2 separate regions of the Homo sapiens genome follow, and region 1 is linked to region 2. A link is a loop called in an ENCODE intact Hi-C map of the cell type or tissue named here. Cell type or tissue: natural killer cell. All regions are shown on one strand. Each heading gives the region's core, and the rest is flanking DNA. Links, peaks and the distances in the headings are about the cores only.

What was found. A loop is a pair of places that touch in the nucleus more often than their neighbours do. Peaks named below come from ENCODE experiments on the same cell type or tissue, not always from the same donor. Only the 100,000 strongest peaks of a DNase experiment are listed, where the experiment ranks them.
Region 1: it touches region 2 in a loop (2.1-fold over the local background); 1 of 110 quality-filtered maps calls a loop at or near these places.

What each region holds. Positions count from the first base shown.
Region 1 is chr3:18,352,951-18,358,343 of GRCh38, forward strand. All of the region lies in intron 9 of SATB1 (SATB homeobox 1), which reads right to left. Among named protein-coding and RNA genes, the nearest start is that of SATB1, 70 kb to the right of the region's middle. In natural killer cell, for the core only: no CTCF peak of the experiment used is centred there; no DNase peak of the experiment used is centred there.
Region 2 is chr3:18,738,183-18,743,575 of GRCh38, forward strand. No RefSeq gene overlaps it. Among named protein-coding and RNA genes, the nearest start is that of SATB1-AS1, 300 kb to the left of the region's middle. In natural killer cell, for the core only: no CTCF peak of the experiment used is centred there; DNase peaks (open chromatin) are centred at 1,059, 2,679, 3,079 and 3,964; H3K4me3 peaks cover 946 bases; H3K27ac peaks cover 4,787 bases.

The sequences.
Region 1 (5,393 bases), core at 118-5,117, 390 kb before region 2:
GAGGTTATCTATCAAGAACTGAATGATCATGAAGAATATATTTTCCAGTCATCTCGAGTCTTCACCTTGGCTGCCATGATGGACACTAAACAATGGAGTGAAGGGGAAGAGTAAGGGTGTCTGATCCAGACCCCCACCAGCCAAGGCAGCTACCCCTCAGCTGTTCTGCTGCCTGCTAATACCTCTCACCTGCACTCTGCTCTCAAAAAATGTCTTGAAACCAACTCTACACTTCTTCATTGACCTCCTCACCCCGGGTGGCCAGTGACTGGCTGACCCAGTGGCACAAAGTCTCTGCCCCTGTTTCTGAAAATGGACAACTTACTCTACCCTTCAATTTACTCTCTAGAGACAGTCATCCCCATTCTTCTTGCTCCCTCCATCAATCTGGGGCTAGATTTTGCCTGAGACCATATCCTTATGGGACCTCTTTCGCTTCCCTATCCTCCTCCTTTCTTCCCAGGGCCCTTACCAAATCATGATCACCTGACTCCCCATCCTAGGCTCTGCATTTAGGGAACTTGATCTAAGACAAAGACATTTCTCGGAAATTTTAAATAAATTAGTTGGATGAAAATGGAAGTATAGTTTTTTTTTTAATTATGTAATTTTTAGATCTAGCCAAGGAGGGTTTTGTTTCTTATGTTACCAGGAGTGAGGCCAGAGGATGGCATGACTTTCCTTCCCTTCTCAAACTGAAACGATTAGAGAGAAAATTCTTCAACTGCAATATGTATAGTGGAAAGAAGCATGGCCTGTTCTCCCAAAAATGGCCTCCTTGAAATATTTTAAAAGAAAAGGTAGAAAACTGACATATTGGCTTCCTAAGGCCTATCTGCTAAGCAGCTCATCGTGACGACTGCTGTATCTCATGACATCTACTAGTATTCCTATTCAACATGTCTTTTAATTAAGCAAATATATGCATGTCATGGTCTTGTAACCATGCACTCATTTGATGCCACTGAATGCATAATTCAAGGTTAAGACAGCAGGCAGTAAACTGAAGATTTACCTGAAAGACTGTTAGCTAAATAAAACATAAAAATCATTGTGATGGCAATGTCACTGAATTTGCTTCTCTTCTAACCATGGCAATTCTATGTTTATTTCCAGAATACTATAATATGACATATTTCAGCTCTATTTATGTGAATATATTAACTATAAAACTGTTATGTGAACATCTGAAGTATCTGAGACCCACTTGCATATGGTGCCCTGCAGATGTTTACTTAGCTTTTACTGGTAAATATTTGCCATCTGAATTAAGCCATGAAAATATACATTTTCCTACAACTAAGCTATTCTTTATACTTTACCTTTAAATTTTGTTGCTATGTATGTTTTAGATAGATTATCTTCTGGTAGGCTTGAATATTAACTGTGGGTGAGATTACTTTCCCTCTCCCCCTTGTCTGCCTCCTTTAGCTATCATAATTGACAGAACCCCTCTACCCGAACACAGCAAATCACACAGTTTTATATACCTTTCAAAAGAAGTTAGAGGTTCATAAAGAACACAGAAGATTTTTTTTAAACTCAGCTAGCATTCTACTATTGCAATAAATGCTAAACATTGAGCATCCAAGAATTTTTTTTTAGAAATAAATGCTTGTAACTAAAAATTGCTAAAAGTTAAATTAAGAATGATTCATGTAAGAAAAGCTTCTTGGAGAGAGCTGAAAAACTCCAGTGATTTTTCACATCCTTTAGGAACTTTTTAAAGTAATGCAGAGATCAGTTAGCACTTGGATATATGTGAAAAAAACATGTGGATCACAGATGTTCTTTGGAAAAGAAAATCATTAGTTCTTTTAAAATGGCTAATAATGATAGCTAATTCCTAAACAATCACACTCATGCTGGTTTAACAAATATTTCAGAAAAAGAGCCCCGACTCATTCAACAAATATTTTGCTCATATTGTCACTTCTGTGTCTCTAGACTTACGAGACAGATCCTTATTTTTATTAATTGCCCATGACTAACATAACATTTCCAGTAGTTTGCTATTAACCTCTGCCCTTAAATAATACTTCTAATTCCTTATCTAAAAATAATTTGATGAATTATAAGTCGAAGCATGTCTCCGCTAGCCTTTCAAGAAATGCGATGATTTTAAGAGACTGAAATCAGATGCTTCTTAGAAAAATATTTAACGGTGCAGCTGGGAACTGTTTGCTCTAAAGGGTATTCCAAAAAAATTTAAAAGGGGGAGGGGATGCTTCTCTTGATGCGCATTGCTCTTAAAAAAATAATGGAAAACAGACATTTTGACACATTAGCTCTCTGTCAGTGTAGAAATAAATTGGCTCATTCCCAGTTTACACTGGCAAAAATAAGATAATTTATTCTAATGCTATTTAAATACCTTGGAATATTTTGACTACCTCAAATTCTATTGATTGTTACTCTATTAATAATGACAGTAATCTGATTTATGTTTTGCAGAAAATGACTAAAGAAGCCAAATGCTTTCTAATGCTTCAGTACCTTTTTCTAGGTCAGTTTTCCACAAGTGATATTGTTAGAACAAATAAACTTGGGAAGAAAATGAATATGTCACAATATTTTTAATATCTAACAAAAATAATGATTCCCCAAAGTACTGTACTAGTTTTTAAGTGTTAACTGCATAGACTTATGTGGGGGAGCAGAGATGAGGAATGAAATGCAGTGCTTTGTTGCAAAAAGACAAAAAAAACACCAACAAAACAAAACAAAACATAATTACGTTTTTAAGAGAGGTCTCTGGGACTTGATATACATAAGACCATAGGAAGAACAGGGAACTGTTCTCTAAATTAAATGAGCTCACAACTGTTTTGAACAGTAGAAAAGACAGGGGACTAACAGCCTTAAAATAATGAGACCGATCCATTCTCAGAAAACTAAAATGGTACAAGGAACAACCTAAACTTTAAATGTAGTAAATTTGCCAAGCAACATTACACTGCATATAAAGAGGGCAAAATATAAACAGTAGCCACATGTAAATAAATTAGTAAAACTTTCAGGATGTTACTACTTTTCAAACTGACAAAGTTTAATTTGACACCTTCTGTTCTAAACCCTTTGTTTCTATTCAAAATCACGCCTTGAGCTGTTGCAATCAATCACAGTGCTCCCCCTATTACTTAAAAAAAACTGGCATGGACGCTGAATAAGCTGAAAATGCCATGCAGATGAATTCTGAGATAATATGTTCAAACCTGTTATATACAACACAAATCCTGCAAAGTTATGTATTGTAAACCTACATTTATTGAGAACTAAAAGTCTTAAATCCATCTGCCACAAAGGAAATACTGTTATGTACTTTATAGTAACCAAGAACCATGTGCAAATGTCTTGCTACCGTAAGCAAGAAAATGGTGCAAAAGATGCTAAACCTAAGACTGTACGAAATAAATAACATTCTTTTGACTGGTTTTGGTTAGGGATCTATTAAAGAAATGTAAGATTGAAAAAAAAAAAAAAAGGAAAAGAGAAAATGCAGAATAACTGCCAAATCAGTACTGCAAAAAAGCAAAACAAACTCAATGATAACACAATGGCAATTTATTATGGTCCATGAAACACATGACTGTATGCTCATTTTAAAGGAAAAATTAGCAGTTCTAAACTCAATATTCTAATGATGTGCTTTACTGACAAAATCTTGTTGTACCACATTTAAATAAAAATCCTGGCACCTTCATCTCTCAGCTGCTAATTTCCAACCAAACTCAATCTCTGATTTCCACTCCACTCTTTTTACAACATTTAATTCAAGTCAATTCGCTTCTAACATTTTAACAGATAAGGAAGGGGTGCACAATGATTTTAATTGAGTCAAGAAAGTAACCTCCTTTCATAAATGAATTTATTGTACTTTATAAAGCCTCACATGCATAGAATGAGAACCCCTAACAAGGCCTGTTCTGTGACAAAGCTGGGAGTATGTAACATAACTACTTTTCCAGGAGGAAACAGACTTTGGTATTCTCTGAGAAAAAAAGTCATTTAATGCAATATACATATATGTATATATTATCATTATGTACATATACATTTTAAAACTAAGAGCTATAAAAAGAGAAAGAAAATGACAATTCTTACTGCAACTAAGAAGGAAAAATACATCTGAAAAAACAGAATGGTAATTTGAGTTCTAAAAAGCAAAACATTTTACAGTCTGTATTTATTCCCCCTCACCCTCATCTTTTATGTGTTATTTGCAGGAATAGTTTGTTCCAATCTCTGGGGCATACAGTATAATAATATATGATATTAAAAGAAATCAATCTAAATAGGAAAGTATTTGATACAAACATTTTAGTGGAAAGCATGAATTACATTTCAGCAAGTAGTAGGAACAAGGATTAAGTACATAATCCATTAAATAGTACTTCTAACAAAAAATTCAGTATTGTAGACTAAACTACACCAGGCATTTGAATGAGTACATTTTCAACAACAACTAACTATAAAGCTAGCAATTTATCATTCAGCAAATAATTTTCTACTTTTAAAAGAATCTGTAAGTGTTACTTATGCTAATGAAGACAGTTTTTAATCTGCCCACAAACATGCTAATAGAGGGCAATTTTTTTTTTTTTTTTTTTTTTAAATAAAGCTGTCGGCACTCAAGGGTAATTTCATATCAGTGTGTTCTACAAGCTGGGGGAAAATGAGTTCTAATTGTCAGAGCTACCAAATCCTTCACCTTTAGCATAAAGGTTTAAAGATATCACAAAGATGCCAAGTGATTAATAATGTTTTAAACCACCCCTTTTTCTGTCTGAAAAAACAACTAAAACAATATTACAACAGTATAGTTACAGAAGGGTTCTATTTTCATATGTTTTATGCACACTGTGCCTCAAAGGTACTATTTAAATATATATACTTTTGAGGGGGTGGCTAATGCAGAAACACCCAAGACCTAAGGAAGATACAACCCCATTTCTAGGTGTGAGGTCTAAATGCTTCACACACCCACTTGTGACCTTTTTTCATGAAGAATCATAACACTGTGCAGTGAGAAACAGTGGCAAAGCAATACTGAAAGCATTTTAAATTATTTACTAGGTTAAAAGGGTGAACTGATACTTTAAATACATCAAATTTCATCATCTAGACCATTTTTTGGTGGCAAAGTGGTATTGATCTTTCCAAATGCTTAAAATTAACTATTTTCCAGAAGGTCATTATTTGATTAAAGGCATTAAAGTTGAGGGCAAGAAGCGATGCACTTTTTCTTCTTTCCCATTCAAATCATCATATAATTTAATATAAACCATCCCATCATGTCCTGTAATAAAAACACTTGTCTTAAGATATTGTTCTTTACCTAACATATTAACCTTTAAATGTTATGAAGTTCTTTAGAAGAAAAACCTTCGCTA
Region 2 (5,393 bases), core at 94-5,093:
AGGTTAAGCTGTAACTGCATTTTCTAGACCCTATTGCTTAAGGAAATTTGTCCCAGGAAGATTCCTGAAGGGCAGTTTAATTAGCCCTAAGGTAGAACAGTGGCAGAAAAATTGGGGCCAAACTGGTACTTTGCTCTATCTTAGGCCATCATGTTTATCTGACCAACTATAAACTCCATGAAAAAAATGGGGCTACCCAATGATAAAGTCATGTTTTTGTACATGTCAACTTCATTTACCTTCCACATAGGTGAGCAAGGAGCAGTCTTTCTTTCTAAAATACTAGTCTGGTTCTGCTACTCTCTTGCTTAAAACTCTCTGGTAAACCTGTGTTGCCTAGAAAAAGGCCCAGTCTTCTTAGAATAAAGCCCAAAACTTTTCTCTTTCTTACTGTAATCTATTTTTCTAGCTACCTTTCACCCTCTGCAGTACATTTTCTCCAGCCATAACTGAACAATGTCTTTCTGACATTGCAACCTCTTTTCACACCTCATACTTGTTTCTTCAACTGGGATAGTTGATGATCTGTTACAATCTCACAAGTGTCTCCTTCCTTTAGAAATTTGTCCTGGCCAGGCTTTCTCAAAGTTAGAGTTATTTGCTCTCTTATTTGTGATTCTTCCAGCCCTTTATAAATGTCTTATTGTGCGTTTCTCTTACTACTAATGTTTGAGCTTTTCAGGAATCAAGATTAGTTGTGGCTGCATTCCCACAAGTGGCACAGTGCCTAGGACAGAGTGAGTGGTAAGTTATGATGAGGAAGTACCTGGATGGCTATGGCCAGACCTTAGATAGCACTGCCAGTGAGGGTGTTCCACAGAACACCTTTGACTGAGTGGGAGAAATGCAGGTCAAATCTTTTTTTTTTTTTAATGTAGAAATACAGACAGAATCTCTTTTACTATAACAGCTATAATTTCAGTGTTATTCTTATTCCATAGCATCAACTCCTTTACAGAAAAAAGACCGATGACACCCTTTGCCATTTAAAAATTCTCACCACATATTGAGCAACCCCAAAAGAATACTCATTTGCATTGACTCAGAGGGTGCCAAGGACTGATACCGAAGATTTTTATGTTGAAAAGCAACAGAGAGTAGTGGCTGAGATCATGGATTGAGTTGAAATCTCAGTTTTGCCACCTACTAGTATGTGACCTAGGGGAAGTAGACTAATTTCTTTCTGTCCATAAGCCCTTTCTGCCCACATATTAAAAAACGAGGATTATAATTGTACTTACCTCATAGGCACCATGAGACAAGGAATAAATCTGTTGATATTAAAAGCTGAAAACAATATCTGGCACAACATCCTAAAAAGCAGTGTAAAGTACTTATCAAAACACTATTTTGTGGAAGATATATCTGACTCTGAGTTTTTATTTTTCCATTTACTAGCAGCGTAATCCTAAATTGTAAATGTCCATTGTCCTTAAACCTTAGTTTTCCTTCTCTGTAAGTTGAAGCTAATAATTATGCCACTTTTAACCTTCATCCATTAAGTGAGATACGTCACTCAAAGCATTTAGCATAGTAAGTGTTCAACAAATTCTACCTACTGCCATTATTTCACGAGATAGGCTGTCAACAAATATTTGGGGCTAAATCTTAATTGATGAAATCTCAATTTCATCATCCTAATGATGAAACTTCTTTTGCTGTTAACTTTTTAATAATGTTTTTAATAGCAAGTGAGAAAAATTTCACTTTCTATCTCCTTTTCCTTACTGGCATGAGTTAAGAGTTGAAAAAAAGAGGTCTCTTGTATCAACAAATTGCCTGTAAATCTAGTCACAGAATGTTATGTCTATGGAATTTTAGAACAGAAACTTTATCTGTCATAAATTCTATCACAAATTTTAACTGCTTAATTTTAAATCAGTGGTTCTCAGTTGAGGGTGACGGTGCCCTCAGCTTCTTCCTTACAGAACAATGGAAACTATCACAACCGGTGGTAGGTGCTACTGGCTTCTAGTGAGTAGAGGCCAAGGATGCTACTAAATATTCTACAGACCATAGGATAGTCCCCTACAGCAAGAAATAATCCATCCCAGAAAGCCAATAGTGATGAGGTTTAAAAAAAACTCTATTTTAGACTTAAGGAAACTGAAGCTTAGAGAGGCTTAAATGACTTGTCTATGGTTGTAGGATTTGATAACATTAATTTCTTGCTGCATTTGATCTATCATGACATCCTAAACAATCCCAGCAGAGAGAAGACAGCCTAGTATTCAGACTCCTTTCTCGGCATTCCAAATCCCTCTACTCTCAGTGTATAGAATCTCTATTTTCTCCACATATCAGCTTTCACCCCGTTGTCCCCAGCTCACCAAAACACACATATGTGCACACAATTCCATCATGGAAAAGTAATGCAGAGAGAGTTCACCAAAGAAGCAAAGGCAAATTATTTTTCCTGGGCATATCTGTTTCAAACCAACCAATTCTATTACACAGTTAGCCCAAACAGAAGCCTGGGTGAAAAGGCAGACCAATGTACAGGTCTTTGTTGCCGTAGGACTAGAACCGGGCCAAGGTTCCCATGGGTAATAATCATGGCTTTGTGCTCAGTGAAGTCCACAGGTAACTGCAGAAATACTGTGACTACAGAATAAAGAATAAGAATAGAAAAAGGGGCATGACTTGATGAGCAAACCACACAGATTCACAGGAAGTAGACTTCAGCAGTTCTAGTATCTGTGGTTTTCTTGAATTCTTTTCAGATCTTATTCTGGGAAAAGAAAGTTATCAGGTCAGTAGTGTTAATGTGCTTTGTTTTGTTTTGTTTTTGCTCTGTTCTACATGGGCAAAACACGAGGAGATAAACATTTTCATGGTAGACTGGGAATAAAGAAGAAAAAGTGATCCTGAGAAGAAACCCCTGATGCACTTCAGGGAGGGGAACAGATACACAATGAAGTGAAGAAGATGCATATAGTTTTTCAACACTAAGAAAATGACTGAAAATAGTTTGTTCTCTTCTAATATCATTAATGAAACCACATAGTGATGTCACTTCTGATCACGCTGAAATTTGAGTTGCTGATCTTGCGATAACAAGCTTCCTCTTTGCGCGTTCACAGCGTGTCTACAGTGGAAAAGACCTTCAGGTTAAACGTGAGTGGGTGGAACTTGTCAAGAAAAATAACTTCACCACCACAACAACAAATGACGGGAGAGACAGAAACTTCTCTGGGAGAGCAGAAGGAAAAAAGCGAAGTCTAAGTATTATTAAACATGTGAAAGAAGAGTCATTTAATAGGAAGTAACTCATTCACACAAATGTAACTTTGTGGTCCCTCAGAAGTACGTAAATACTACCAATCAGTCCACCACAGATTATCATCAAAATTTCTTGGGAAATGCCTCATTAAAGAGTCTTTATAGAATAATATGAGTGTGCATCAGTCAAATAATTTCAAGAAGACGTTAAACACTAGCTCTTAGAGATGTAAATTTCCTTTCCTTCCTTGGGTACTACATTTTGCCGTTGTGAGTTTTAAATTGAGGCTAAATGTGAACCCTTTGAACCATGCTTATCTTCATAGGAGAAAGCCGTTTCTTGTTTTTAAGAGGAAGGCCTTAAATGGACTGAAGAATAGTGGTTTTGGCATTAAATTGCTCTTCTCAGATGTATTTATTACATGATGAAATTACATGATTATTATTACTTGCTGAAATAATTCCATAGCATAGGACTTGATGAATAATTGGTGAAAAATCTTTTAGAATTTATAGTTCTCAGACTTTGAAAAATATTTTTAAAAAATTGATATCCCCAAGCCCACCCACCTCATTACATAATCATGTCTATCACTTTTTAACCCTGATGCTGTAAACCCTGTATCCCCTCCATTAACAGAGTGTTGGTGTGCTTTGTTTTGTTTTGTTTTGTTATGTAACAGTTTCAATGAAGCATTTAATCGGAAAGCATAATCAAAATATGTCGTATGTGACATATTTTGAGTTGCGAATTGGTTTATTCTCTACTCTTTACTGAAGTTTGTCTCTATTGACTGGTGGCCTGTTGAAGATCATAAATGTCTTTGTTTTGATTTTAGGGCACTGTGTTTCTTAAAGTTGGAGTTCCTGGACCACCTGCCTCATAGGTCTCCAGATGTGCTCATTAAGAAATGCATATTTCTGTGCCTAATCCCAAGCTTACTAAATCAGAAACTCTTGGCAAGGGGGAGACTGAAATCTACATTTTCGCCTGTTTCTTGACTGACTCTTGTCTGTGTGGGGGTGAATGTTAAAAATTTAAAGGAAAGAGAGACCTATATGCAACTTACAAATAGAGACGGAGAGAAATGACAGTAAGGTAGCATAAGGAGACACTTTGGAAAATAGATTTTTTGAGGAGGAAAAAAATTATATTGCAAAATTATTTTTAGGTACACAAGTTATTTCTATATTTTGTCCTTTATCCATGCTCTTTATTTAGCTAATGTATCCCTCTTTTCTCAGATTTTATTTTTTTCATTTAGTCTAACACCTCTGTTAAAAGAAAAGAAGGGAAACAAAGAGGGAAAATAGGTGAAACTAAGGAGTGTAATATGCTCTTAAAAGCAATTTAACATTGTTTAAATGTATCTATCTTGACCTTTTCAATGCCATCTGACATTGTTTAATTTGTTATTTGTATATTATCATATGTTGGGAAGTGAAAAATAACTGGAATTATTTTTCAGACCTCAATGTTATTTACTATATTAAATTTATTTGTTTATTTTAAAGAAGACCACATAAAAGTATAGAACACTTTTTAAATGTATGCAAAGAAACATCTATTGTTAAAGTGTACCTTATGCTTGACACTCTTCGATGATTTTAGTACACTTACTATTTTCCATGCCATAATAAGAAACTGTAGCACTTTTTGTAGCCTTTCAATGAATTGAATCCTCTGAAAATTGCTTCTAATAAAATAAAAAAAACCTTTCATATCACCAAATTCCAGTCACAATAGCAATCTTGAATCTGTTTGCCACTTAATTTCCAGCATGAGAAAGAAATAATGTTTTGGGGACCATTATGTAGACTATGCCTCTGACTTCTGGGCCCACATTTAATTTCCAGCCTGTGAGGATTAAAACCTGAAATTATGTTGTTATTTTAGTTTAGAATTCTTTGTATTTTCATAATCATCATTAGCAAGATTCAGAGTTATTGTTATAATCAGCTGTAATGATAGCTGTAATTATTAACAATGCAGGGCAGACAATAAGATTTGGACTGAATCTGAGGCTCAGTGTGTATATCACTGTGGTCATTGTGCCAAACTGCACCTGAAAATGGAATGGACAGCTGGTCTAGCATGGTTACACTTGCTCAACATCTTGGAAAGACATCAGTAGAGCAGACAGTTTTGGGCCTGGTCCTTCAGTGACTTC